Linked DNA regions of Homo sapiens: regions 2, 3, 4 and 5 are each linked to region 1. The links are chromatin loops, found by intact Hi-C in ENCODE. Cell type or tissue: endothelial cell of umbilical vein. All regions are shown on one strand. Links, peaks and the distances in the headings refer to the core of each region. The heading gives the core; the rest is flanking DNA. Region 1 has its middle 37 kb from the start of UGT2A1. Region 2 has its middle 14 kb from the start of AMTN. Region 3 holds the start of SULT1B1 (sulfotransferase family 1B member 1). Region 4 has its middle 22 kb from the start of SULT1E1. Region 5 has its middle 13 kb from the start of SULT1B1.

Evidence for each region. Hi-C counts contacts between places; a loop is a spot of excess contacts. Peaks named below come from ENCODE experiments on the same cell type or tissue, not always from the same donor. Only the 100,000 strongest peaks of a DNase experiment are listed, where the experiment ranks them.
Region 2: it touches region 1 in a loop (17-fold over the local background); 41 of 110 quality-filtered maps call a loop at or near these places.
Region 3: it touches region 1 in a loop (3-fold over the local background); 3 of 110 quality-filtered maps call a loop at or near these places.
Region 4: a loop joins it to region 1, with 16 times the contacts of the local background. A loop is called at or near these places in 75 of 110 quality-filtered maps.
Region 5: a loop joins it to region 1, with 8 times the contacts of the local background. A loop is called at or near these places in 4 of 110 quality-filtered maps.

What each region holds. Positions count from the first base shown.
Region 1 is chr4:69,687,202-69,693,192 of GRCh38, reverse strand. No RefSeq gene overlaps it. Among named protein-coding and RNA genes, the nearest start is that of UGT2A1, 37 kb to the right of the region's middle. In endothelial cell of umbilical vein, for the core only: a CTCF peak has its summit at 3,473 (motif pointing left); a DNase peak (open chromatin) is centred at 3,302; H3K27ac peaks cover 321 bases.
Region 2 is chr4:70,501,834-70,507,824 of GRCh38, reverse strand. No RefSeq gene overlaps it. Among named protein-coding and RNA genes, the nearest start is that of AMTN, 14 kb to the left of the region's middle. In endothelial cell of umbilical vein, for the core only: a CTCF peak has its summit at 2,479 (motif pointing right); a DNase peak (open chromatin) is centred at 2,494.
Region 3 is chr4:69,758,173-69,764,163 of GRCh38, reverse strand. It overlaps SULT1B1 (sulfotransferase family 1B member 1), which reads left to right and starts at 3,544. Exons shown (of 8, transcript NM_014465.4): 1 at 3,544-3,705. In endothelial cell of umbilical vein, for the core only: no CTCF peak of the experiment used is centred there; DNase peaks (open chromatin) are centred at 3,493 and 4,823; H3K4me3 peaks cover 1,518 bases; H3K27ac peaks cover 3,545 bases.
Region 4 is chr4:69,878,838-69,884,828 of GRCh38, reverse strand. No RefSeq gene overlaps it. Among named protein-coding and RNA genes, the nearest start is that of SULT1E1, 22 kb to the right of the region's middle. In endothelial cell of umbilical vein, for the core only: a CTCF peak has its summit at 3,444 (motif pointing right); a DNase peak (open chromatin) is centred at 3,458; H3K27ac peaks cover 430 bases.
Region 5 is chr4:69,770,415-69,776,405 of GRCh38, reverse strand. No RefSeq gene overlaps it. Among named protein-coding and RNA genes, the nearest start is that of SULT1B1, 13 kb to the right of the region's middle. In endothelial cell of umbilical vein, for the core only: no CTCF peak of the experiment used is centred there; a DNase peak (open chromatin) is centred at 2,695; H3K27ac peaks cover 2,485 bases.

The DNA.
Region 1 (5,991 bases), core at 472-5,471:
AAAAGAAAACTTCAGGCCAATATCCCTGATGAACACAGAAGCAACAATCCTCAACAAAATACTAGCAAACCAAATCCAGCAGCACCTCAAAAAGCTACTTCATCATGATGAAGTAGGCTTTATTCCTGGGATGCAAAGTTGGTTCAACATATACAAATTAATAAATGTGATTCACCCCATAAACAGAATTAAAAGCATAAGCCATATGATCATCTCAGTAGACACAGAAAAAGGCTTTGATAAAACCCAACATCCCTTTATTGTAAAAACCTCAACTAATAGGCATTGAAGGAACATATGTCAAAATAATAAGAGCCATTTATTACAAATCCACAGCCAACCTCAACTGAATGGTAAAAGCTGTAATCATTCCACTTGAGAACTGGAATAAGTTAGGAATGGCCACTCTCATCACTCCTATTCAACATAGTGCTGAAAGTCCTAGCCAGAAAAATCAACCAGATAAAATAATAAAAGGCATCAAAATAGGAAAAGAATAAATCAAACTATCTCTCTTTGTTTTGATATTATTCTTTACCTAGAAAACCTTAAAGACTCCATAAAAATGTTCCAAACTGATAAATGACTTTAGTAAAGATTCAGGATAAAAAACCAATGCACAAAAATCAGCAATTTCTATATACCATTAACCTCCAGGCTGAGAACCAAATCAATAACACAATACCATTTACAATAACCAAAGGAAAATGAAACATCTAAAAATACAGCTAACCAAAAATGGTCAAAAATGTCTACAAGAATAATTACAAAACACCACTGACAGATATCAGAGATGATAGAGATAAATGGGAAACATTCCATGCTCATGAGTTCAAAGAATGAATATCAAAATGGTCACACCACTCAATGCAATTTATGGATTCAATAATATTCTTATAAAACTCCCAAAATCATTCTTCACAGAATTAGAAGAAAGTAAACTATTCTAAAATTCATATGGAACCAAAAAAGAGTGTGAATAGCCAAGGTAATTCTAAGCCAAAGAACTAAGCCAGAGGCACTATACTACCCAACTTCAAACTACATTATAAGGCTACAGTAATCAGAACAACTCGGTACAGTTACAAAAACAGACACATAGACCAATTGAGTAGAAAAGAAACTCACTATTAAAGCCACCCACCCACAAGCATCTGATTTTCAACAAAGGCAGACAAAAACAAGAAATAGGGTAAGAACTCCCTATTCTGTAAATGGTGCTGGTATGACTGATTAGCCACATGCAGAGGAATGAAATTGGACCCATATATTTCACCCTATACAAACATTAACTCAAGATGGATTAAATATTTAAATGGAAGACTTCAAACTATAATAAAAATTTAAATGGAAGACTTCAAACTATAAAAATATTTGAAGAAAACCTAGGATATAATTTCTTGTCAAGGGCCTAGGTAAAATATTTTTGGATAGGTCTCCAAAAGCAATTGCAACAAAAACAAAAATTGGCATGTGGGACATAATTAAATTAAAGAACTTCTGCACCATAAGAGAAACTATCAAGAGATTACACAGACAATGTATGCCAAGTATATACACTGCTGAATTGACAGACTTTTCAATGAATGGTGCTTGGAAAACTGTATATCTGTATGCAGAAAAATGAAACTAGACCCCTATCTCTTGCCATATATAAAAATTAAATAAAGGAGGATTAAATATTTAAATGTAATACCTCAACCATGAAAATACAATAAGAAAATGTTGAGGAAACACTCTAGGACAGTGTTCTGGGAAAATATTTCTTGAGTAAGACCTCAAAAATACAGGTAACCAAAGCAAAAACGGACAATGAAATAGCATCAACCTAAAAAGCTCCTGTACAGTGAAGTAAACAAACAACAAAGTGAAGAGACAGCCCACTGAATCTGAGAAAATATTTGCCAAGTGCCCATCTGACAAAGAATTGATAAGCAGAATCTATAAGGAGCTCAAACAACTCAGTAGGGAAAAAAAATTGTCAATTTTAAAAATGGGTAAAAGATCTGAATGGATATTTCTCAAAAGAAGAATGGCCAACAAGTATATGAAAAAATGCTCAACATCACTAATCATCAGAGGAGTGCAAATAAAATCTATAATGAGATATCTTATCCCAGTTTAAATGTCTTTTACTCAAAAAAGTAGGCAATAACAAATGGCGATGAGGATGTGGAAAAAGGGGAACCCTTGTACACTGTTGCTGAAAAAGTAAATTATTACAACCATTATGGAAAACTGTGTAGTTTCCTCAAAAAACTAAAAATATGACTACCATATGGTTCAGCAATTCTACTGTTTGGTATATATCCAAAGAAAGGAAATCAATATATTTAAGAAATATGTGCACATGCATGTTTAATGCAGGACTATTTACAATAGCCAAGAGGTGAAATCAACATCCATTTCCACCAATGGATAAACGGATAAGGAAATCCTGGTACATAATACACAATGAATTATTATTCAGCCATAAAAATTATGAAATCCTGTCATTTGCAATAACATGGAGTGTCCTCCAGTTACGTTAAATTAAATAAGCCAGGCACAGAAAGAAAAATATTGCATGTTTTCACTCTTATGTTGGAGCTAAAAACAAAAATTAACTCATGGACATACAGAGTAGAAGGATGGTCACCAGAGGCTGGAAAGGGTGGTGAGAATGGGGGGTATAAAGAGGGCGTGGTTAATGGCTACAAAAATCAAGTTAGAATAAATAAGATCCAGTGTTTGGTAGCATAATAAGGTGACTATAGTAAACAGTAAGTTATTGTATATTTTAAAAGAACTAAAAGAGTTGAACTGAAATTTTCCCAACACAAAAAAAGATAAATGCTTGAGGCGATCGGTATCCCAATTACCCTTATTTGATCATTATACACTTTACACTTGCATCCAAAACAACATGTACCCCATAAATATGTGCAACTATTATGTATCCGTAATAATTAAAACTAATCTTTTTATCTTCTAACTAGAATATGCAACAGTTCATTAAGGGAAATAATAAATGGAAAAGTGCAAGCTGTAAATTCTCTGTTTAGCTAGGATTGTAGCTTATCATTACTACACAAATCTAAAACTAATGACACTTTGAAATTTCTTTGCCAAAGATTTTTATTTTTTTGGAATAGTCGTCTTTAAGTTTCATTGTCCCACTTGAAATTACCTTCTGTGTATGTGGCATCTCTAATTAAAGATAGTGGAGTAAAGAAACATATGCATAAGTTTTTGCCCATGCTTTTCTTACTACTGTTTTGTAGTTAAAATGTAAGTGAATAAGAAATATGTAATTGGTGAAAATGGAACATAATTCCAGTTTGCATTTGCCAGGGATTCCTCAACTTCTCTGATTTTGATTTCTTCATCTATAGCATAAAGTTAGGAATAGACAACTTTTGCTAGGGTTCAACATGAAACTGTGTAAAAGCACTTTCGAAACTGTAATATTAAAATCTACATCCTTTAGGATATGCTGCCCTCATGTGGATGATGATTGATAGTGCTGAATAAGTATGATGAGTCCAAATTATTAGGAATTTAATAATTTTGTTGATGGCAAAATGATAAAGTTTCATCTAAATATATATATATATATCCAAAACAGAGATGAACACACACAATATATTTATTAGGAAATTCTGTGGTTATTCTCCAAGCACTAGTTTTTTTTTATATTTATCAAGACTTTTTCAGGTTAGAGTTAGTGCTATTTATAAATTAAAACAAAGATATAAATACATTAAAAGTTTAAGCAGATTTCATTAGCAACATATCGGCTCCATTAATAGGTTTAAAATAATTTTAAACAGTAAAATGACACAATTTTTATTCAATACTATATATTAAAACTTCTAAAACTATTTCCACTAACATCTAATTAATATCCAGGATTATCTGATATAATTTTCAAGATCATTGAATTAAAATATAACTAGGTTTCAAAATAATGCTGGAAAATATTATTGTCTGATCTAAAAATGTTCAATACCTAGTTTCCTGAGGAAGTAACAAAGGTAACACAATAAAAATAACAACAACAACAAAATGATAAACAAGACATTGTAATCCTAGCGTTATTGTGTTTTAATAAGCCGTTTGGAAATCACTCACATTTGATTTTAAATGAGAGATAATTTTACAGGCCTTAAGAATTTATTTGTTCAAAGTCATTCAATGAAAGGTCTAAATAGATTCAAATTACAGAATAACTTGATTGCAGATTTTTATATAGTTTGTATCCATGTTGTATAATCATCATAATTCTATGAGAAAATATCATTTCACAGAAAAATAAGCCTGTGGGAAAATGTGTGTGTGTGTGCCTATGTGTGTGTGTGTGTTGTGTATGTACGTTGAAGGGGGAAGCATGTACTGAATTTGATAGAACTGATTATATTTCACTTGAAAATATTTTTGAGACATCAAATTAAATAGAGTTAGAAATTCCAGGAACTCAAATTCATCAATATAGTTGAGAAATTCTACCAAAGTTTGGCAAAAATATTGTCACATGAGAACAGTTTTAAAAAGCACAAAAATATCTAGGCAAATTCTAATACATTTCTAAGTGTATTGATTCAAATGATCTTTTGCTATTCCTGCTGCCAAAAATAAATTTATTTTAGCCCTGCGGTAGTTGCATGATTATATAAAAATAGAGCACAGTTAAGTGAACACTTTCAAATGTTTCCATTTGCACCCCCAAAAAGGAAAGTATGTAAAGACTAAAACATATTGTCCATTAATTCCTGAAGCCCTTAATGTAGTAAAACCTTCATGCTTTTCAGATTGAGCTTTGAATAAAATTTCTTAAAAAGGTACTTCAAACTTTAATTGACTCTATTAAGCAACAAATGTAGAAAAGTCTTAAATGTAGCCCAATACCCTTATTGATTAAAAAATAGCAGTGAAATTTCTTAATCAGATGAAAAATATGAAACAACAGCTATTAAACAAAAAGAAAAAATAAAACAAGGAAACTACCTTGAGGAAATAATCTACTTAATAATGAATGATTAGAATAATTTTTAAAAATCAGGATCAAGACAAAGATGTTCTTTAACATCTCTCCAATTTAACGTTGAATTTGATGTTTTAATTAATGCAATATACATATTTATGTTTTTCTAAAACAAATTGCTGAATTATTCAAATCAGAAAGTCTATCAGAATTGCTATATATGAAACTAATATACAAAAGTAAATTGCAATCTTACACACAAATAACAATCAGAAATTTTAAAATCACTGAATGAGACACTACAAATAATACAATATACCTATTAATAAATGTAACATAAAAAGATTCTAGTAATTCTAAAACAAATTATCCAATGGTTAATTCTGTGTTTGTATGAACTTTATTTCTAAAATCTGTGAAATAAATAATCGGCTTGATATGGTTTGGCTGTGTCCCCACCCAAACCTCATCTTGAATTGTAGTTCCCATAATCCCCACGTCATGGGAGGGACCAGGTGGAGGTAATCGGATCATGGGGGCGGTTTTTGCCATGCTGCTTTCCTGAGAGTGAATGAGTTTCACGAGATCTGATGGTTTTATAAGCACCTGGCATTTCCCCTGCTTGCACTCATTCTCTCTCCTGCCCGCCTGAGAAGAGGTGCCTTCCGCCATGATGGTAAGTTTCTTGAGACGTCCCCAGCCATGTGGAAACTGAGTCAGTTAATACCCTTTCTTTATAAATTACTCAGCCTCGGGTATTTTTTCATAGTAGCGTGATAATGGACTAATACAGGGCTCAAAATAGCCAAAATACATTTTAAGGACAAAGTCATACTCACCTGAACAGCTAATAAGGTAAATAATAAATAATAACACTTAAGTAATAATATAGTGTGGTAACAACACAGGGATGGAAAACTAGCATATAAAGAAAGGTAGAGACCTAATCATATATGTATAGCTAATATGTCACTGCATTTCATACCACTGGGAAATGGGAAAAATTATAGATTGCTTAATTAATGACC
Region 2 (5,991 bases), core at 499-5,498, 810 kb before region 1:
CATCCTTGGCTTCCATCCAACTTGATGCCAGTAACATGCCCCTAGCTATGACGATCAAAAATGTCTCCAGACATTGCCAAATAGCCTGTGTGGGAGGGGGCGCAGCACCATCACTAAGAACCCCTGATCCAGTCTAACACACCATTAGCTCTAACACCATTGCTGAAGTAGCCTTCAAATGAATCTCTTGGCTTTTACCGCTGCCTCCCACTTCCAGGTAGCATGATCTGTGCACAGATTGCTGCAGTAGCTTTTTAACTAGTCCCCTGCTTCCACTCACATTTCCCTGAAGTTCCCTCTCTATCCAGTCCCTATATAAAATGTCAATCAGATAATGTCTTGCCCTACATAAAATCTCCAGTGACTTTTTATTGAATTTTGAGTAAAATACAAACTTGTTACTATGGCCTACAAAATCTTAAATATTTCGTTTCTGTCAACCTTCTCTGGTACTAGTCTTCTTGTAGCTCGTTATGTTCTTGCCACATTGGATTCCTTTCTGCTCTCCTCAAGTGCATCAGGGCCTTTGCTCTTGCTTTTCCCTCTGTCTGAAATCTTTGGCTCCGAGATGTTTGTCTGGCTGGTTCCTTTTCAACCTGTAGGACTTGACTTAAATGTCTTCTTTTCAGAGAGCCCTTTCCCAGCATGCTTTAGTGCCCAAGGAAGTGCTCTCTGTCACTTTCCATCACATCATGCTGCTTATTTCCTTCAAAATACTAATCACCACCTCTAATAACCTTGCTTATATATTATTTACTTGCATATTGTGCACCCTTCCTGGCTAGAATGCAAGTTTCATGAAAATAAGGGCATAGTCTTTTCCACTACTGTCTTGGTGCCTGGCACATAATGGTTGAAAATTCTTGAAAAATATTTATCGAATGAATGAATGAGGCATTTGGTGTGGTGGAAACAGCACTGTAATTAGAATTAGACCTGTTTACACTTCACTTCCGACTTTGTTATTTACTGACTGGAAAGTCACAGGCAAATTAAGGAACGTTGCTAACCTTTAAGTTTTTCATCTATAAATTGGCATTTTCATCTTCACCTTATAGAGTTGACAGTTTGTATGTCTATGAACACTTAGCACCATGCTTGGCTCCTAGTGGATACTTAATATTAATTTTCTGTTTAAGAACTGAGACCCAAAGCTAAGCTGACAGTAGAGTAGTGTCTGTGGGAAGGACATGTTCACTAGGTCACTTTGTTGGTGGCTTTAAGCAACAAAAGGTTACTTCTTCACAAAAGATGAAGGGCTTTTCTCCATCCTTCCTTTATAGCTTCTTGGTTCTCCAGTTCTTGATTACAGTTGCGTTTTCTTAGCACGTGTGGGTTAAGAACAGTTAGCACCACCAGTCAGTTGTTCCTGGGAATCCTGTATTTCTGGAGCTCAACAATTCACTAGAGAATGTACACAGTTCAGATGGGGCTGGGAGCAGCTTATATAACCTGACTTGAGATCCCCACCCTCTCTCTATCATTCATGCTACTAGCTGGAAATTATAATGTTTCTGACATAATATGTACAGCTATTTTGCCCTTTGTTTTCTCATATCGCAATATTCAGATAGCCCATCAATTCTATCTTTGCATAATCAAAAGCAGTTAAATAAAGAAGCAGTTCTTTCCCTAAATGGAATGTTACTCCTTCCAAGGCTCAAACTGTAGCCAGCAAATATATGTATATATGTGTGTGTGTGTGTGTGTGTGTATATATATATATAATTCAGTATATATGTATAATTCTACATGTATACTTCTACATGTATAATTCAATGGAGAAATAAAATCGAACTAGCAATGATGAGTACTATTGCTAATATATGCTCATCACTGATATAAAGTGGAGAAGATAGGTAAAACATTCAAGTGTTCTTTAAGTACTATTTTGGAAGTTATCTGACAAAGTTGTTGTATTTGTCCACAGAAATTATGTAAGGATGCTACTTACTGTTCCTTGTTTTCCATAGTCCCTGGCCAAGGTAAAGTACTATTTACTCTCAGGTAGTTCCTAGGGTTGACAGGTTTGCCTTGGAAGATTAAGGATATGTGACCTGCTGCTTATAGCCTAAAAGAGTGAGCTTCACTTCTAAGGTAGTTGATCATCAGAAATTGTGTGCATAATGTATTATTATTTTGTTTAAGTCTTTTGCTGACGACAATGTTGTTCTGTTTTTAGCATGTCTGTATTATTCTGTATTCTCTGTATGTGCTATTATATATTAGTAATACAGTTAGTAAAAAAATGAGATTGCAGTAATCCTGAGTCACAGCAATTTAAGAAGATGTGATGCAGTGTGATGTTTGCTGTTGCTTTTAAACTCCACATGTTTAGATTTTTAAAGATTGTGCCTTTTAAGGAGACTCGGTGCTTCTCAAACAAAATAAACAAATAAAATAATAAAGCAAGCAAGCCAGGAAACAAACCCAAGTAAACCAAACACCAGTCAAGAACAGTGTCTGCACTTCAGCGAGGCCACCACCAGAGGGTGCCTCTGTCAAGGCCACGCCGTGGGACTGGCGAGGTGGTTTTTCTGAAGTCATATCTGTCTTCGCCAAAAATGGGAATTCTCTATAAAAAGTGAAAAAATCCAATAGTGGTAGGCATGTTTGCAAATTAAAAAGATGCTGAAGCTGCAAGGTGATCATCTTTTTAATCAATATTCTGTAACAGTTTCTGACTTACTTCAAATCAAATTTTCTGGAACTCCTTGATTATAAATTTATGCTATTTATTTTTAACTGAATGGAAGTGTAAACAAGAAGAAAAAATCGATAGGAGACCTATTTAGAAGGTACTCTTTATGGTAAATGTGATGTTTGGATCCGTTAATTCAACTGTATATTTACTGAGTCTTGCTATGTCCAGGCACTGTTTAGCCACTCACTCCATATGACCTAGTGAAGGAGAGAGGGGAGTTTGGCGTGGCTCATTTTCTTTCCGAGTGTGGCACTGCCATCTCCTTTAACTTTTCTCTAGGACCTCCATTCCTATGAATCTGGGTAGTGAACAGAGTTGACTCCAAAAAGTTTAAACCAGAAAATTTACCAAAAAAAAAAAAAAAAAAATCAGGGGAGATTACTCAAGCATATTTTAGGATTCCTGATTTGTTTAGGAACTTTAAATCATAAATTGCTCTTTGCTTTGAAAGCCCAGAGCCACAAGAACAGCCTGCTTAATTTGACTTTTCAATGTTTCCATATAGAACCAAGCCTCCTTGTGGGTGAGGAATGTAGCTCAGGTGCCCAGTCAGAGTGCTAGTTTATGGAAAGTGTGCATTGAATTGACTGTAATATCTTTCCTTTTTTAGCCATTAATGGTCCCTCCAAAAAGGTGTTTATAGTCAAATAAGTTTGGGAGAGGCTGCATATTGCAAAGCTTCTTGGAGATTCACATTGCTTCTTGGCATGTTCAAGGCTCTCACAGGTCCTACCATCAATGAATGGGTTTTGTCTAAGATACTTCAAACTTATTTGATTGGAGAATTTATTTTCATGCAACTACTCTTCTGTGGAATACCTTTTAGGAAACACAAAGCACGTTATCCCTTGAAATGTACTTTTTTTGTGAGTGTAGATATGCTGCATTTGAGGCTTAAGTGAATTCTTTTAGAAGATTTTATTTTTATTTTACATTAATTAATATTTTATTTATTTATCTATTTTGAGATGGAGTCTTGCTCTGTCACCCACGCTGGAGTGCAGTGGTGCAATCTTGGCTCACTGCAACCTCTGCCTCCCAGGTTCAAGTGATTCTTGTGCCTCAGCCTCCCGAGTAGTTGGGATTACAGGTGTGCACCACCACACCCAGCTAATTTTTTGTATTTTTAGTAGAGATGGGTTTCCACTATGTTGGCCAGGCTGGTCTCAAACTCCTGACCTCAAGTGATCTGCCCGCCTCCACTTCCCGAAGTGCTAGGATTACAGGCGTCAGCCACCATGCCTAGCTAATATGCGATTACAGGAGTGAGCTACCATGCCAAGCCTGTTTTCAATTTTTTGAGGGATCTCCATGTTGTTTTTTTATAATGGCTGTATTAATTTACATTCCCATCAATAGTGCACAAAGATTCCCTTTTCTCCACATCCTCACCAACACTTACCTCTTATCATTTTAAGAATAGCCATACTAGGCTGGGTGTGGTTGCTTATGCCTGTAATCACAGCATTTTGAGAGGTTGAGGAGAGACAATCGCTTGAGCCCAGGAGTTCAAGACCAGCATGGGCAACATAACATGACAAAACCCTATCACTATTAAAAAAAAAATACAAAACTTAGCCGGGTGGGGTGGTGCATGCCTGTAGTCAAGCTACCTGGGAGGCTGAGGCAGGAGGCTTGCTTGAGCCCAGGAGGTCAAGGCTGCAGTGGGCCATGATGGTGCTATTGCACTCCAGCCTGGGCAACAGAGTGAGACTCTGTCTCAAAAAAAAAAAAAAAAAAAAAAAGAGTAGCCATACTAACAGGTGTGAGAATCCTTAGCAGAGAAAGCAGCAACTTTCTCTAAAAGAGGTATAAACTTCCTGACAACTGTCAAAGACAAATTGCACTTGATATAATTAAACAGGCTAAGAAGACTATTATCATAGGGGAGAGAGAATAAACTCAGTTTCACTGAAACAAAAGGCAGGAGGGGTTTTAAACCCTCCTGTGAGCTAGTAGCAAAGTACTACAAGTTTAGACGGGAAGTTGGTCAATGTGATTAGACTATCTGTTTGCTAATGAGTTAAGCTAATTAGAGAGTTAAACTCCTATGCTCTCAGAGACTGGGAGATGGGGGGCTATTTTTCTTGATGATGACATTTCAAAAGGATGGTAGTTTGGTCCTTGAGAAAGACATTTTTGGGGCTGTAAGACTGACAAGAGGCTGGGAGATTTATCTACATTTCAAAGGGGCGGAGAAAGATATGCAATCACAATATTTCTAAAATGCTCTAGGACAAGAGAGGTCAAGAGCCTACAGTCAGAAAGAAACCTATTTAAAGTTTAGTTGAGCTGAGGGGATATGTTAAGAACACCTTGGTCACCACCCAGAGTTTCATGGCAGAAGCAAAATATGCAGATGATAATATATTGGTGAGTGAGGATTATATCAATCTTCTGGAAGCTTAATCATTTCTCTCTAGGCCCAGACTTACACATAAATACATGTGTTAGAATAGTCCTATGTGTAACTAGTATGAATAACTCTTGGGGACCACATTACCTGAACCAAGTACAGCCCATCATACTCTAAAATAAACATTACTCAATGTGATTGCTAAAACATAATACATAGATCTTTAGGATCCAAGTACACTTTTGGACTTAATTGCTATTGAATCTAAACAGGGGTTTAGATCTGCCCACCTTGGACTCCCAATGTGCTGGAATGATAGGTGTGAGCCAATGCATCCATAGTTAATATTTTAAAAATAATCTAGATATTAGAGAAGTATATAATATTGTAGAAAGTTAAAATCCCCTATGAATACTTCCACTTTTTCTCAGATAATTTTAAACAATTTGGTATATATTCCTATATATTTAAAAATATACACTTTTTGTATGCTGTATAATAGTTCTCTATACTTTTTAAATCCTATATATTTTAAATACCTATATATTATTTAAATTAACATTTAATATTAATATTTTAACAAAATATAGTAGTACACATATTATTTTTAAACTTGCTTTTTTCCCTCCACTTAATATCTTGGACAGCTCCTTATGTGAGTACATAGCTATATACTTGATTCTTTCCTTCTTTCTTTTTTTTTTTTTGAGATGGAGTCTTGCTCTGTCGCCAGGCTGGAGTGCAGTAGCGCGATCTCGGCTCACTGCAGCTTCCGCCTCCCAGGTTCAAACGATTCTCCTGCCTCAGCCTCCTGAGTAGTTGGGACTTCAGGCGTGTGCCACCATGCCCAGCTAAATTTTGTATTTTTAGTAGAGACAGGGTTTCACCATGTTGGCCAGGATGATCTCGATCTCTTGACCTCATGATCCAC
Region 3 (5,991 bases), core at 578-5,577, 71 kb before region 1:
GAATCAAATTTATAGAAACAGAAGTACAATGGTGGTTAACAGGGATCAGAGGGAGGATAAGTTGTTCTTTAATGGGTATGGAGTTTCAGTTTTGCAAGATGAAAAAGTTCTGGAGATTGATTACATTACAGTGTGAATATACTTAACACTACTGAAGTATACTTAAAACTCATTAAGATGGTAAATTTTATATTATATGTATTTTCCCACACTCAAAAAAAGGAGAAAACTGAAACAACTGCATAAAGAAGATGCTATTATTCCCAGTGGGGCAATGGAGGCACAGAGAGGCTAAATTTCCTGTCCCTCTCACAAGGCTGGTTAATGATTGTGTTTGGGATTTAAAGCCCAGGACTTGTGCTATAGCCCACCCTCTTGCTCACTAGTCCTCTCCCACTGCCTTCAGTGTGTTTTCCTAGCTTCACAAGTTGTGTCTAGGTTAGAATAATCACATTTTTTCACTGATAAATTTACTTAAGGAAGCCTGAGGTACAATTCCACAGGTTTCCAAAATTTGTCAGATTTCAGGCTGTCCGAATGTATTATATTATCTTGCCTATTGAATTGGTTTTAAACTTACACTATAAAATAATTTTCAATAGCAGATTTGTATACACAATTGAAAATATAATTTGTTCAGCTTTTGTTTTCAGTAGTTCACTACTGCAGAAAGTTGACCTATACAGACTCTATGTCTATGGAATGTGTCAGTTGACTGCATGAAGGTTGGTAGGAAGTGGAGGTGGTCTGTGGGAGCCAATGGCTCTATGCGTCATCAAAAGGAGAAAAGAAAATCATAGCTTATAAAATCACAAAATCACATTTAGAAAATAAACAAGTTAGCCTAGAAAGCTAACTTTCTAAGCTAGGGAATCTCAGAAAATTCAAACATTTCAGGTTCTCAATCAAAGAGAGACAGATTGACATACGACTGTCTCAATGCCCTCTATGTGCCTGTTCCTGATTCATTTGGAAGCCTAATGCTTCCCCATAAGGGCAACAAAATACAACTATAATAGGTGCACATAAACCCCTTTTGTCTGTATTCTCTCTTTAATACTCTTCCACCCTCTTTACAAAATGAAAATAAAACAACCCTGACTGGCAAAGATTAGGAATCTGTTGGCAGCATCTTTTTTTTTTTTTTTTTTGTAGTTCTTATTTTATTTTTTTTTTTTCATTGATCATTCTTGGGTGTTTCTCGCAGAGGGGGATTTGGCAGGGTCACAGGACAATAGTGGAGGGAAGGTCAGCAGATAAACAAGTGAACAAAGGTCTCTGGTTTTCCTAGGCAGAGGACCCTGCGGCCTTCCGCAGTGTTTGTGTCCCTGGGTACTTGAGATTAGGGAGTGGTGATGACTCTCAATGAGCATGCTGCCTTCAAGCGTCTGTTTAACAAAGCACATCTTGCACCGCCCTTAATCCATTCAACCCTGAGTGGACACAGCACATGTTTCAGAGAGCACAGGGTTGGGGGTAAGGTCACAGATCAACAGGATCCCAAGGCAGAAGAATTTTTCTTAGTACAGAACAAAATGAAAAGTCTCCCATGTCTACCTCTTTCTACACAGACACGGCAACCATCCGATTTCTCAATCCTTTCCCCACCTTTCCCCCCTTTCTATTCCACAAAACTGCCATTGTCATCATGGCCCGTTCTCAATGAGCTGTTGGGTACACCTCCCAGACGGGGTGGTGGCCGGGCAGAGGGGCTCCTCACTTCCCAGTAGGGGCGGCCGGGCAGAGGCGCCCCTCACCTCCCGGACGGGGTGGCTGGCCGGGCGGGGGGCTGACCCCCCCCCTCCCTCCCGGATGGGGCGGCTGGCCAGGCGGGGGGCTGACCCCCCCCACCTCCCTCCTGGATGGGGCGGCTGGCCGGGCAGAGGGGCTCCTCACTTCCCAGTAGGGGCGGCCGGGCAGAGGCGCCCCTCACCTCCCGGACGGGGCGGCTGGCCAGGCGGGGGGCTGACCCCCCCACCTCCCTCCCGGACGGGGTGGCTGCCGGGCGGAGGGGCTCCTCACTTCTCAGACGGGGCGGCTGCTGGGCGGAGGGGCTCCTCACTTCTCAGACAGGGCGGTTGCCAGGCAGAGGGTCTCCTCACTTCTCAGACGGGGCGGCCGGGCAGAGACGCTCCTCACATCCCGGACAGGGCGACAGGGCAGAGGCGCTCCCCACATCTCAGACGATGGGCAGCCGGGCAGAGACGCTCCTCACTTCCTAGATGAGATGGTGGCCGGGAAGAGGCGCTCCTCACTTCCTAGATGGGATGGCGGCTGGGCAGAGATGCTCCTCACTTTCCAGACTGGGCAGCCAGGCAGAGGGGCTCCTCACATCCCAGACGATGGGCGGCCAGGCAGAGACGCTTCTCACTTCCCAGACGGGGTGGCGGCCGGGCAGAGGCTGCAATCTCGGCACTTTGGGAGGCCAAGGCAGGCTGCTGGGAGGTGGATGTTGTAGCGAGCCGAGATCACGCCACTGCACTCCAGCCTGGGCACCATTGAGCACTGAGTGAAGGAGACTCCGTCTGCAATCCCGGCACCTCGGGAGGCCGAGGCTGGCGGATCACTCGCGGTTAGGAGCTGGAGACCAGCCCGGCCAACACAGCGAAACCCCGTCTCCACCCAAAAAATACGAAAACCAGTCAGGCGTGGCGGCGCGCCTGCAATCGCAGGCACTCGGTAGGCTGAGGCAGGAGAATCAGGCAGGGAGGTTGCAGTGAGCCGAGATGGCAGCAGTACAGTCCAGCTTCGGCTCGGCATCAGAGGGAGACCGTGGAAAGAGGAGAGGGAGAGGGAGAGGGAGAGGGAGAGGGAGAGCGGCAGCATCTTTTAAGAAGAAAATATGCTTTACATTTCTTTAATACATTTATAAGTTAAACTGATGGTCTAAAGGAATGTGCTAGTTTCCCTCTGGTCTTCCTGACTTTCCCAGGCCTTCATAGGTATAACTCAGGGGCAAGAGCTTGGTGGTTGTAGTTGTGTGTAAGTTTGAGACGAGTGCTCTTAAAAAATGGATTGATTTCCACTCATTTCTTGTTTATGTGATTCTGCATACCAAAAGAAGAAAAAACCAAGAGTTGTGGAAATGATTAGAGTATTTGTGTTTCTGATGCCAAAGTAATTAATCATTTCATCTTTAATATGTTTGACATTTAATGATATTAGAAACTCACGTTTATTCCAGATGGAAACATACTGACACATGCACAAACACACACAAAACCAATTTTTATTTCTGTTATGACCAAAATTGTTAGAAGACATTCTTATAAGATATAGAGAAGCAACAATTTTGATCCACTAACCCTTCATGTTCTTTCCCTCTGCATTTCTCAGACACTTTGAAGCTTGCAGAGAGCTTAAAATCTAAACAGCCTGTGCTTGTGCTGACTTATGGCCACCACCCTGAACCACTTCCTGGCTTCCTGGCTTTGCTAGCTGTTGAAACAGTGGAACTTGCCTCATGTGTGTGTATGTGTGTGTGTGTGATTGTGGGTGTGGGTAGTTTAACCTTTTTATATCTTAGCTGCCTGTAAACTCAGTGATTGCTACGTTCAGATCAAACCTTGAACTTTTTTTTTTCTGGTGCCAGGAGCCTTCCTGTGCTCCCCATTGCCTGCCAGAACCACCACCGTTTCCCATGGTTACTCTACAGCAGCTTCACTGCCTGAAAATGAAAACTGAACAAAGGGATTAAATTGTGAGGTAAAATTTGCTTTTCAATTTCTTTCCTTGAAGTTTTGTCCTATCCCCGCAGAATATTGTGTGCCTCAGAACAATTTCTGTTTTGAACATATTTTATAATTAGAAAGTCTTTTGCATAATTCCAATTTTCTTATAGGAAACTTTCATTGTTTATGCTGTCTAAAATCTCTCAAGCTTTCAATGTTCAATTTTATTTTTCTACATTTAGTGGAACTGAAGCATGCAAGGAATGGAGGTCTTCTCAAGAAACTGTAAGCCACTTAAAGAAAAAGAAATCTTTTTCAAGTTTTCGTTTCTCTGCTCCCATCCTTCATCCAGTCCTACTCACATGCATTCATGCACACATATGCACATACACACACCTTTAAGGTGCACTCCAGAATATAAAATATGTCGTTTACCACATTTATTTAAGTAGCTTGATTTGATGTGTATCAGATAGAGCTAAACTTTGTCAGAGTATGACAAATGAAAGAAATTGTTTTTTCTAATTGATGGAAAAATATAGTTTTAATGTAAAATGACTCAGTTTCTTCTAAAACAGGCATTGTTTTTTATTTTTCTCTTTTGTTCCATTAATATTCCTTAAAGTCAATTTTAGACATTTTAATTTTCAGCCTATGGCTCATCTTAAATAGGAAGTCTTGAGATCCCATGTATAATTTACAACTACTTTAAATAGCCTGTTCCTTTCCAATAGGGTTTAAAATATTTTATGAACTAATTTTTAGATTTTAAAGTAAATGTCATTCATAAATCATCTTTCAGCATATCTAGTTTAATTATATTAATTATTTGACATCTTCCAGTCCTCCTCTCCATACTCTTCTCCCCATATAATTCAGAACTCATCATTTATCCACTGGTCATGACGAGGTAATGCTGTTTGATGCCTAATACCCTGTAGCTTCCTGAATTGGACACACCCACTTCCCAGAGGTGACTAGCATATATTCACAAACAGCTGCCTTATTTTCATCTTCCTACTCATTCCATCCTTCTCCGGCAACAATTTTACAGCATGAAGTGCCTGACCTTTTTGTCACGGGGGATTTTCATTGTCAAAGCAAAAATCCCTTCCAATTTGTAAATACTCTTGTTTGAATGAGATAAATCACGGACATTTTTGACTCTGGGTTGGGCCTACGGTAAATTTTCAGTATGATCACATGAACAGAGCTGGGCAAACTAAAGTCCATTCCTGGGTTGCCACTCCCTTTCTGTGTTTCTTTGAGCAGACGCTCTGAAGATCTGTTTCCTAATCTTATCCACAAAATGCAAGTAAGACTTATCATTTCAGGGTAGGTAATGATTAGAGATCATATACATGAAGCACAATCAGTACAATTTGTTTTAAAAGACCCTGAATTCATTTTGATTAAATCATTTACTTACACCCTGTATCATTAGATAATTAAAGGTAGTTTAAAGTCATTTGCTCAAGTTTTAAGTGCAAACAAATTAGTTGAGGATCTTACTAAAATGTAGATTCTGATTCTGGGTTGAAACCTGAGATTCCACATTTCCAACAAGCTCTCCGTTAAGGCCAATAACACATGGGGCTTGTACATGGACTGTAATTTGAATAGAAACTGTAAATCAATTTTATGCATATAAAAGAATAGTACAAATTAAATTAAGATGAATAAATAAAGAAAAGGCAAAGGATGAACCAAGACATGAAATGGAACCAGAAATGATGCTATAAATATATAATATAAGCTACTTGCTACATGGGGAATCAATTTGTCTATATAATTTTAGCAGACAGTATGAAAAGGGTATCAGCTCCCTCAATATTCATTCACTTTTGCATAATATGTGTGCATTATAGGAGTTGGTAAGTAAAGTTATACTGCTACTAAACATTACATTCTGGAGCCGATGAATAGAGACTCATTTATTTTTCTCAATTAATTCAGAATAGACAATTTTTGAAATGAGGTGTGCCATTGATATTTCCCTTTAGATAATTTGGGAAGAAACAACTTGCTAAGAAGTTAATAAAATAAAATGTTTCAGAAAGAGCTATTTCATTCATCATGTGGAAATCAAGTCTAACATCTGAATGTACTATGTTGACTTCTGTGGACTCTGATTCCTTTATATCCAAACTGAGAAGGGGCACTATTCTCAAGATATCAAAAGATTCTGGGTGAGAAGTGGAAATCTCATCATTCATTCATTTCTTCATTCAATTTATTCAATACCAACTTCATCCCAAGTACACTGCTTACAGACTTACTTTCTTTTCTTTCAACTTCCTCCTTCTGCTGACTTCTTGAC
Region 4 (5,991 bases), core at 642-5,641, 190 kb before region 1:
CTGCCGCCTTTTGAAGAAGATGATTTGCTTCCCCTTCACCTTCCTCTGTGATTCTAAGTTTCCTGAGGCCTACAAAGCCATGTGAAACTGTGAGTCAATTAAACCTCTTTCCTTTATAAATTACCCAGTATCAGGCAGTCCTTTCTAGCAGTGTGAAAATAGACTAATACAGTTAATTAGTACCAGATGTGGGGTACTGCTATAAAAATACCCAAAAAGGTGGGATGAAATTTGGACCTGGGTAACAGACAAAGGTTGGAATAATTTGGAGGGCTCAAAAGACAGGAAGATGTGGGAAAGTTTGGAACTTCCTATAGACTTGGTGAATGGCTCTGATCAAAATGCTAATAGTGATATGAACAATGAAGTTCAGGCTAAGGTTGTCTCAGATGGAGTGAAGGAACTTGTTGGGAACTGAAATAAAGGTGATGCTTGCTATGCTTTAGCAAAGAGACTGGTGACATTTTGTCCTTGTCCTAAAGATCTGTGGAACTTTCAACTTGAAAGAGATGATTTAGGGTATCTGGGAGAAGAAATTTCTAAGCAGCAAACCATTCAAGATGTGACCTGGGTGCTCTTAAAAGTATTCAATTCATGCATTAACAATGAGATGGTTTGGAATTGGAACTTATGTTTTAAAGGGAAGCAGAGCATAAAAGTTTGGAAAATTTGCAGACTGATGATGCAATAGAAAAGAGAAATCCATTTTCTGGGGAGAAATTAAAGCTGGCAGCAGAAATTTGCATGAGTAATGATTAACCAAAAGTTAATCACCAAGAGAATGGAGAAAATGTCCCCAGGGCATGTCAGAGGTCTTTACCGCATCCCCTCCCATCACAGGTCTGGAGGCCTAGGAGGAGAAAATGTCTTTTTGAGCCAGGCTCAGGGCCTTGCTGCTTTGTTCAGTTTCAGAACTTGGTATCCTGTGTCCCAGCTATGGCTAAAAGTGGCCAATGTACAGCTCAGGGCATTGATTCTGAGGAGGCAAGTCCCAAGCCTTGGTGGCTTACACATGGTGTTGGGCTTGTGGGTATACAGAAGTCAATAATTGAGGTTTGGAAACCTCCCCCTAGATTTCAGAAGATGTATAGAAATGCCTGGATGTCCAGGGAGAAGTTTGCTGCAAGTGTGGAGCCCTCATGGGGAACCTCTGCTAGGGCAATGCAGAAGGGAAATGTGGGGTTGGAGCTGCCACAAAGAGTCCCCACAAGGACATTGCCTAGTGAAGTTGTGAGAAGACGGCTATGATCCTCCAGAACCCAGAATGGTAGATCCACTGACAGCTTGCACTGTGCACATAGAAAAGCTGCAGGCACTCAATGTGAGCCCATGAAACAGCCACAGGGTCTGTACTCTGCATAGCCACAAACTGCACACGGCCATGGGAGCCCACCTCTTGCAACAGCGTGCCATGAATGTGAGACATGGAGTCAAAGGAGATCATTTTGGAACTCACCAAATAACTAACCAGCCAGAATTGGACTTGTATTGGACCTGTAGTCCCTTTGTTTTGGCCAATTTCTCCAATTTGAAATAGGAACATTTACCCAATGCCTGTATCTCCATTGTATCTTGGAAGGAACTAACTTGCTTTTGACTTTACAGGCTCCTAGGTGGAAGGGACTTGCCTTGTCTCAGATGAGACTTGGACTTTTGGGTTAATGCTGGAATGAGTTAAGAATTTGAATTTTTAAGTTAATGCTGGAATGAGTTGATACATTTCAAAACCAATCATGTCTTCCCAAAAGGGGAGTCTTAATTTTTGGGAAGTTAAGCTTTCCCAAAAGGGGACTCTTTATTTCCCTTTTGGGAAGGCATGATTGGCTTTGAAATGTGAAAGGGATGTAAGATTTGTGAGGGGCCAAGAGCGGAATAATATGGTTAGGCTTTATGTACCCCCAAATCTCATCTTGAATTATAATCCCCTTAATCCCTACATGTCAAGAGAGAGACCAGGTGGAGGTAATTGGATCATGGGGGCAGTTTTCCCATGCTGTTCTCAGGATAGTGAGTGAGTTCTTACAAGACATGATGGTTTTATAAGTGTTTGATAGTTCCTCCTGCATTCGTTCTTCTTCCTGCCACCTTGTGAAGAAGTTGTCATTTCCCCTTGAACTTCCTTGATTGTAAGTTTTCTGAGGCCTCCCTAGCCATGCAGAACTGTGAGTCAATTAAACCTCTTTCCTTTATGAATTACCCAGTCTTGGGCAGTTCTTTATGGCAGTGTGAAAACAGACTAATGCAGATAACTTTACCTGATTTTTTCCCTAAATAGAATGTTGTTTCTTCCTTTCTTCTTTCTTCTTTTGAGAAATCTGAGTTGTCATCTAAAACTCAGCTCAAATATTTCCTTTTTCATGGACCCTTTCCTCACTCTTCAGGCTTAGCCATTATTCTGCTCTAAGGACCAGGGAGGCTGGAAGGAAGAGGAATGAGCACAGTACTAAGGGAACTAAGCCATCTGTAGAGCTTACCCTCCCTGCAGGAGTGTTCACAAATAAAAGTACAAATTCCAGTGTGGAGTGTGACAACCTGGAGGGTGATTGTAGGTGTTATTCATGTCTATTGGGGAAAAAAGGTTTCAGGTAGAAAGCCTCTTATAATGGGGATATTTGTAAATAAGTGGGTAGGAGTGGGAAGGCACTGTGTTAGGGTTCCAGATTTCTTTGGTTTTTGAAATAGGATTTTCTCCAGTAATTAGAATGACCAGGAAAAACATCTGATCCTAAAGGAGATGCAGTTGGAGCACACATGAGGTTCTCCTCCAATTAGTACGAAATAGCACAAAATCCCAGTCAAGGATAGGGGCGAGGAGTTGCTTCATGTGGATTAGCACGCTTTTAAAGTTAATCGAAAAGACTAGAGCATAGTGAATTAAGTGATATTTTGAGGAAATGGTCTTAAAATGAGAAAACTGATTAAAAACACTATTCTCTTCTACCAAGCTCTGTCAACTTTACGTCAAGCACTAGAGGAAATAACACCATTGTAAATTAAGGCCTTCTATCTGAAATTGATCAAGAATAGGGAATGTGAATACATTTATTTTTCCTTTTTGTACTTTCTTTGTACTGTGCTGTTATATTCAGTATGACACATTATGGCAGTGTTATTATTATGTGACCTCCTTCAAAATAAAGGTCTACCTTTTACTGAACTGTGTTTTCACTGGCTAGCATAATGTCTGGCATTTAGCTAATGCTAATAAAATGTTTCTTGAATTAATTTTTAAATAGTCTTATATATTTAATTGAAACAACTATTTGAATTGAACAAAAAAAAAGATACTACTCAGACTAATTCACTCTCACAGAACTTGATAAAACACCAGCAAATTAATAGCTTTGACTGTCTCTAAACTTTTGGATCATTTTTGATTTTTCCTTTGCTCCAAGCCAGAAATCCAAAAATGAAATAACATTGCCTAGTCAATCTGCCTGCAGATATTGAAATGTGCCACTAGAGAGCAGCAGGATACTGTGCTGCCAGCATAGTCTGAAGCCTCAGTCTGTTCTGGGGTTGATCAGATGACACAGTCTTCAACAGAAAATTATTCTACTGCTTTATATAGATGAACAATTATTTATAGAATTAAAATATATAATTTTTGCCTAAGGAGTCCATTTTTACATAATTTGTAATTGGTAAGTGGTTTATTTTTATTTTTTTACTGACATAGCATCAGTTTTGTTCAGCTGTTTGAAAAAAAATACATAGACCATGAAAGGAAAAAATAATAATTAAGTGATTAAGAAGTGGAAGGGTTCTTTTTATTTCACATATTACAGTAATATTTTTAGCTTCTATGTTCTTTTTTATTTTTCTACAATGACAACATATGTATTTTGTAATTAAAATGTAAATATCAGGGAAATAATTAAGACATTTTGGTGTCACTTTGCTTGCACTGGTTGAGACTGGCCAAATCTGATAGCAAAGAAATGAAGAGAAGAAGGGCAGAAAGAGAACTCACTAGTGAACAATGTCACCTGAGCTCCTAAAGTTGCAAAGCTCACATTGAAATGGAACTGCTAGTGCAAGAGCTTTCAATCAATCACAGAACCACCTGACAGAACAAATGCTGGACAAAAACCAACCATTTGTAAAAGCAATATGACAACAACAATAATGACAAAAGATAAAATACCCTTCCCCATATAGGTAGGATCATATAAGACTTCTCTGAAAAAAAAAAATTGAAGCCTACAGAAGGATGAAAACTAAGCCTTGAACAATTGAGAGGTATGACGATTGTATATAGGAAGATATAAACTCATACAGATGACAAGTCTTCCTAAATTAATTAATAAAACAAAAGCAATAAAAGCAAAAGATTTGTTTTATATTTTAATTAGACATGCTGATTCCATGTTCATACAGAAAAATCAACAAGAATGGCCACACTTAAGCTCTTTCAAGGAGGCCCCTAATTCAGGTCTCACAGTCTCACATGGTTGCAGGCACACCTTGTCTTCTTACCCCTTCAGGCCAGGAGTGGTGATGGCTTCCTACCAAAGCCAGTCCCTGGGGTTCTTAGCACTTCTCACCACTTTCTTTATCTTGTCTGTACTTTCATGAATAGTTCCTTCATTAAACTATCTTCAACCAGATCCTGTTGAGTGAAATTATATTCCTGCTTGGCCACAGTAAGGTTTTTTGTTTATTTATTTGTTTTGTTTTTGTGAACTTGGAGTAGGGAAGGCTTTTCTATTCAGAGCTCAAAATCAGACACCACATAAGAACCTTAGATAAGATTGACTACATAAGATCAAAACATTTCACAATGTCTGAACTAACGTACACCCCACCAACAGTGTATAAGCATTCCTTTTTCCCTGCAACCTTACCAGCACCTGTTATTTTTTGACTTTTTAATAATAGCCATTCTGACTGGTGTGAGATGGTATTGCATTGTAGTTTTGATTTGCATTTCTCTAGTGATCAGTGATATTGAGCTTTTTAGACAGTGTAGCAATTCCTCAAAGACCTAAAGACACAGATACTATTTGTCCCTGAAATCCCATTACTGGGTATATACCTAAAAGAATATATATTGTAATATTATAAAGACACATGCACTTATATGTTCATTGCAGCAACAGCAAAGACATGGAATCAACCCAAGTGCCCATCAGTGATAGATTGGATAAAGAAAATATGGTACATACACACCATGGAATATTATGCAGCCATTAAAAAAGAATGAGATCATGTCCTTTGCAGGGACATAGATGGAGCTGGAGGCAATTATTCTTAGCAAACTAATGCAGGAACAGAAAATCAAATACCACATGTTCCCATTTATAAGTGGGAGCTAATGATGAGAACACATGGACACATAGAGGGGAACAACACACACTGGGGCCTATTGGAGGGCAGAGGGTAAGAAGAGGGAGAGGATCAGGAAAAATAACTAATGGATACTAGGCTTAATACCTAGGTGATGAAATAATCTGTACAACAAAACCCCATGACACACATTTAGCTATGTAACAAACCTGCACATCCTCACATGTACCCCTGAACTTAAAATAAAAGTTAAAAAAACAAAAAATAAAAAAAATCTGACAGGCAAAAAATGAAATTAAATCAAAACTCTTTGCATTGTAAAAAATCAATTCAAAAGTAAAAAGATATGTGATAAATGAGACTAAATATCTGTAACTCTTAATATGGAGTAAGGAGTAATGCTTCTAGTACATAACATAGCTCCAAAAAATCAATCAGGAAAAGACAACAACTAAAGAGAAATCTGAAAAAGAATGTAAAAAAAATGTAGAGAAAAAGAAAGGCAGATGGCTTTTAAACACATGAATACCTGTTCAACCTCACTCACAGTAAAATAAATGTTAGTTAAAACTATGCTAGGTAACATTTTTCTAACAAATTGTCAAAAAAATTAAACAATAATAACACTTTATTACAACTCCTATAAAAGACAATTCATGAATATCTAGAAAAATTACAACTAATAAATATTTTGAGCGAACA
Region 5 (5,991 bases), core at 456-5,455, 83 kb before region 1:
CTAGCATGAATGGAGTTTTCTAGCACAATGCAGTGAAAAAACCAAATGTGTTCTAAGAACAGACCTCTAAAGAAGAGTAGCTGTAGCACAGTTGAGGAGGAAGCCAGTCACAGTGACATTCTCATAGAGATACAGTCCCTACTGTCATGAACAATGTTCTTTGTGAGCATGACTATATCTGGGTCATTAAAAGTTCTACTAAATAGCCTATTTTGCCTCATAACCCACTGCTCAGAAGCCATCTTCATTGTTCTGGCTTCTCCTGTTACTTAATGAGAAAGTGAATGCAAAAATAATAATTACAAAATACTATACTTGCATAATACTGACCATCAGTGATAGTACTAAGTGCTTCACAAGCATTATCTTTGAAAATATGCGCACCATCTCTGTGTATTAGGTATAGTATCATCCCCATTAATATATAATAAAATGATTTATTTCAGTTTTAGTAAAATTAAGGTGATATTATGTAGTACAGCTGTTGAGCTTTCCAAGTTTACATTAAATAACTTAAGATACATGAGACCTTTTAGGTTTCTGTATATTTTTAAAGAAATAAAGAGGTGGGTCTAGAGTTAATTTTGTGTCACCTGGCTATACAATGTTTAACTGACATAGGTGGTTTAATATATACCCTGTACCTATCATAGTGTACTCATAAAATAATAAACTTTAACCAGTAAATAAACACAGAATAGTGATTCAGACTTCTAGCATAGCTAGCCCATTTTTAATCTTTCCTGAAGAGCTGTAACTTCATGGCCAGTATCTCCAAAGGTGAAGAGTTAACAGAGGGAGGAGTAATGGGGTAAAGGTTGGAGATATTAAAGCGCAAATTACATGTTAATACAAATATAATTTTTATGTTTTACTGAAGCCACCTAAGAGATCTCAGGGTAAAAACACACTCTTTTAAGAGAGCTTTTGTTGTTTCTTTTTCGTGAAATGGAAACCACAGGCAGATATATGGGCAATAGAGGCAGCTGCTCACCTTTCCTAAGGCTATGAAAAGAATAAAAGGGCCATCTGTGTCTCCCCTTGCTTCTTCCTAACCTTGGCATAAAAAGGAGAGGTAGTCCTGCAACTCAATCCCTTTTATGGTAAACAAGAAGCAGGTGAGCCTCCCTGTATTTTTGTGAGTTAGAGTGTGAATGTTGGTCTGATTCCCAAGAAAGTAGTAACTCTCTTATCCTCTTTTTTTCTGCTGAGAAAAGGATTGTGAGTGTATGTGTGCTGTAGGTAGAACTGCGTGTGTATAAGTGGGGAAAAAGAACATATGTATAAATGGGCATAAGGTAACGAGCTTTGTTATTTCCTTCTCCAGGGGCAAGAAACAGGCCAGAAGTAAATAGAAAAATTATAGCCCTCAAACAGGTCTTCTTTCTTTGGCAGCTAAGAAAGTAAGCACTCATGTAATTCCCAAGATTACTACAATTTTGGTACTGAGACATTCATTGTCTAGTGTTCTGTAGACTCATTTTTATTAACAATGAGAAAGAAAGAAAAAAATACATACCCATTTGCTTAGCCCCAAGAACCTTGTCTGGCCTAACCAGATACCTCTCCCTTTCTTGAGAAAGAAGTGAATATATTGGTTGGTGGCAGTTGTGTATGAGAATTTACTTTTGTGCTCATTTTGGTTTCAATTGTGTTTACACAACAAGCAACAAGTAGGTTGGAGAATCTTGATCTGAACTCAAGTCTGTCTTTCTGATACTGGAGTTCATGATCTCACCACTGTACTGTTTCCATTGAAGGTTGATTAGTTGGTTTGGGGTGAAATAAATAATTAGAGATAAAACAATTGTGATAACAATTACATGATTGTATTTACCAGGTACAATTGGCTCAATAAAATTAATCTGTTTTCTATACCTAGGACTAAAAACTCCTATTATATGTCACATAACTCTGTGATTATTAACATATTCCTAACAGCCTTTCATTTAGAAATACCTTTACTGAGTACATTCTAAAGGCTAGGATCAGTCTTAGTCTATAGTACCAGTGTTACAGAAAAGGGGTCCCAATCCAGATCCCAAGAGAGGGTTCTTGGCTCTCACACAAGAAAGAATTCAGGCCTAGTCCACAGCACAAAGCAAAAGCAAGTTTATTAATAAAGTAAAGGAGGCTGGGCTTTGGTGGCTCACACCTCTAATCCCAGCACTTTGAGAGGCCGAGGAGGGTGGCTCACTTGAGGTCAGGAGTTTGAGACCAGCCTGGCCAACATGGTGAAATCCTATCTCTACTAGAAACACAAAAAATTATCCAAGCGTGGTGGTGCTTGCTTGTAATCCTGTTACTTGGGAGGTTGAGGCAGGAGAATCGCTTGAACCCAGGAGACAGAGTTTGCTGTGAGCTGAGATCATACCACTACACTCCAGCCTGGATGACCAAAAAAACAGAAAAAAAAGAAAAGTTTTTTTAAAAAAAGAAAGTGAAGGAATAAAAGAATGGCTACTCCACAGCCAGAGCAGCCCTGGGGGCTGCTGGTTGCCCATTTTTCATTTTTGTAGTTATTTCTTGATGATATGCTGAACAAGGGGTGGATTATTCATGCCTCACATTTTCAGACCATATAGGGTAACATCCTGACATTGCCACGGCATTTGTAAACTGTCATAGCACTGGTAGGAGCATAGCAGTGAGGATAACCAGAGGTCACTCTCGTCACCATCTTGGCTTTGGTGAGTTTTAGCCGGCTTCTTTACTGCAACCTGTTTATCAGCAAGGTCTTTATGAACTGTGTCTTGTGCCAACTTCTTATCTTTTCCTGTAAGTTAGAATGCCTTAACTGTCTGGGAATGCAGCCTGGTAGGTATCAGTCTCATTTTACCTAGCTCTTATTTAAGCTGGAGTTGCTCCAGTTCACATGCCTCTGACATTTACCCCCTCCCTTTTATAGGAGAACCCTTTATCCTAAGAGAGCAGAGGGATGAAGATCCATCTTCTGTAACTTTTTCTGCTGAATAAAGGTGATGATATTCCTGCCTAACCATGAGGGTCTCTTGTGTTTAGAATAGAGAGGAGCTCAGTCAGAAAGTGTTGGTATGGCTAGTGCCATATATAACTCCGAATTCTGACAAAAGGTGATTACTGGAAGATTAATAAGTTTTCAATATAATACAACATTCAACATTGTCCTGAATACCTATGCAAAGACTAAAACAGCAATATATTCCACAACAGTAAAGCAAAATAAGTAAAATTATCCCAAGTAAATTAATTAGTGGGCTTTCCATGAACTGGGCAATTGTTGGAACCAAGCTGATATGGGTTTGCTAGGTGACTCCAGTATATGCCCGGTATAAGAATACTGATTCAGATTTTTACATAACTGATTCCTCTTTTTTTTTCTGAGCCGCAGTTAGAGATCACTGGTTTGTTCACAGGAATATGCAGGATTACCATAAATTGCAGAAACATATTTAAAAACAACTGAGGAGACTAGAATCTAAGAGCAAATATACCATAGTTCTTCAAACATAATATTTCTCTCTCCAGTTTCCTATTTTTACTAAAGACAAATCGTGGTGAGACTGATTTGCCTTATTATATTTTGCCTGATTATTTGTATAAAGTGCAGCAAGAATAATTAATTTTCACATAGGCTTCTCAAAATTGGTTTTGATGAAACCCTATTCTATAGAAAGAATCTCAGATAAGATATTTTTGAAGTTGAGTCCTGCTATTTGTACCCTCAAATACCTAAGAGTTGGGTAAATTCCTCTCCCCTTGGGGCCTCAAGATAACCTGTGGCTCTTGGACCTGTTCAAAAGTGAGATTCTTGGTCAGGCATGTTGGCTCATGCCTGTAATCCCAGCATTTTGGGAGGCCAAAGTGGGCAGATCACCTGAGGTCAGGAGTTCGAGACCAGCCTGCCCAACATGGCAAAACCCCGTCTCTACTAAAAATACAAAAAATTAGCTGGGCATGGTGGTGTATGCTTATAATCCCAGCTACTCAGGAGGCAGGAGAATTGCTTGAATCTGGGAGGTGGAGGTTGCAGTGAGCCGACATTGTGCCACTGCACTCCAGCCTGGGCGACAAGAGTGAAAATCCATCTAAAAAAAAAAAAAAACAAAAGTGACATCCTTTAATTACCACAGGTCAGAGACCCTGTACAGGGACTGTGTAGGGAGTCCAGTTCCCCAAAGGGCTTTTACTGACTTTACAACTCAAGTTTGATTCCTTAAAGGAAAGCACACCATTCCAGTCAAAGCCTTGATAAAATAATTTCTCTGTGTCTTGTTGAAAAAAAAAACAGATTCTTATTGCACTTATGCAAATAATTATAGTGCCATAAATTAAGATAAAAATAGTTTCCAAATTCTGGAGAAATCAGGTAGAGAGAAACAAATATACACCAAATTTTGTTTACAGAAGTACACTTTACTCAATTTCTACAAGCTGTAAATAGCTCAAAGGTTTCCTTGACTCTGAAGAAACGAAACAAAAGATCAGCAATATTTTAAGCAGAAAGAGTTAAAAAGTTTACTTCAGTTTTCTATTGGTTCAGTTAATTCAGTTTACTCTTATTCTGCTTGATATTCATAAACATTTCAGCTTTCCTTGAGTATTGAAAGTTTTCCCCTCTATTCTAATGTCATAATTACCAGTTATCAGAAACCTGCATTCAAGAACACCTGCTAGAGTTCTATAGCTGATTATAAACCCAGCTTCTAAAGAGGGTTAAAACAACAATTGTTTGTAGATGACAAAACATCTTAGGACAGCCACTATTAAAGTCACAATTGATAAGGAAATTTGGTTACTTCTGTGGCACGTAACAATTTTACATAATAATTATAACTATTAATAATGTACCCTAAGTCATATTAGAATTATAGGAGTTTCCCAATATTATGGAACATATACCAATAACATATTTATACAAATATAGCCCAAAGAAAGCCAAACATCATTTCATATTTGACAATGCTTCTTGTATGATTTTTACACAAAATAAGCCAAATTTCACTGTTCTATTAGTGCATTATGTATGTCAAACTCAATTCTTAATAAAACTTTATAGATAAATCTGTCCAATCTTAAACAGCTTGACCATAAGGTAAGACTCTCGTAAACTTTTTACAACCCTTTACAATTTTGTTAAAGAGCAGATCATAAGCAGGTTTTTGCTCTCAGAAAAACCTGTTATGCTTTTATTTCAATGTTCAGTTTACAGAAAAACTGAATAATATCCCTTTAACTTTAGCCAGTATGTTCACAGAGTTTCTTTTACAATTATTTTCTTTCATAAACCTTCCACAACTTGTGCAAACCTTTAGCTTTATTCTATTTAACCTAAAACCATCCTTTAACCCTTGAATTTAGGCAGGAAATCCATTCTCATGCCTTCTTATAATCTTTTACCAAAAACACACTTCACTTTCCTTACATGCCTTGCATGCAGAACTGTTTCTTCAGTAGTCTTAATTACATGTTACACTGTTAACTCTTAGGGACTTTTACTTTTAGTGAAAAGTTGTTAAGTCCAGGATTTTAATTATGTAGTATGTATGGAGCCTAGGGCAGCATCCGGAAGTACAGATAAGGCCTACTTTTTCTAGCATTTAACTCCATGTGTCCCAGGCCTTACCTAGCTGTAAAGCAGGCAGGTTGTACAACTAAGAGTCATAGTGGCATTTAATTAAACATTTAGGAGGTTTAATCACCTTTAAATTGTACAACATTTCTTGCATAAATTCCCTTCTTTTAAACAAACAGTTACTTTAAGACAAGAATGTGCCATACAAGATCCTTTCTTATATAAAATCTCTTTACTTTACAAACTTCTTTGCATAGCTAGGAGGCATGGCTTATTCCATATGTCCCCAAACCTTATCTAGAATATAATGGTCTGAAATAAACTGAACAATTTTCAAGAGTCAAAGAAGCAGTTTATGACTTTAAAGCATTTAGCAAACTTAATATCTGAACTGCCTGATTTAAATCAAAAGTTTATATTTTTGAAGATACTTCTAT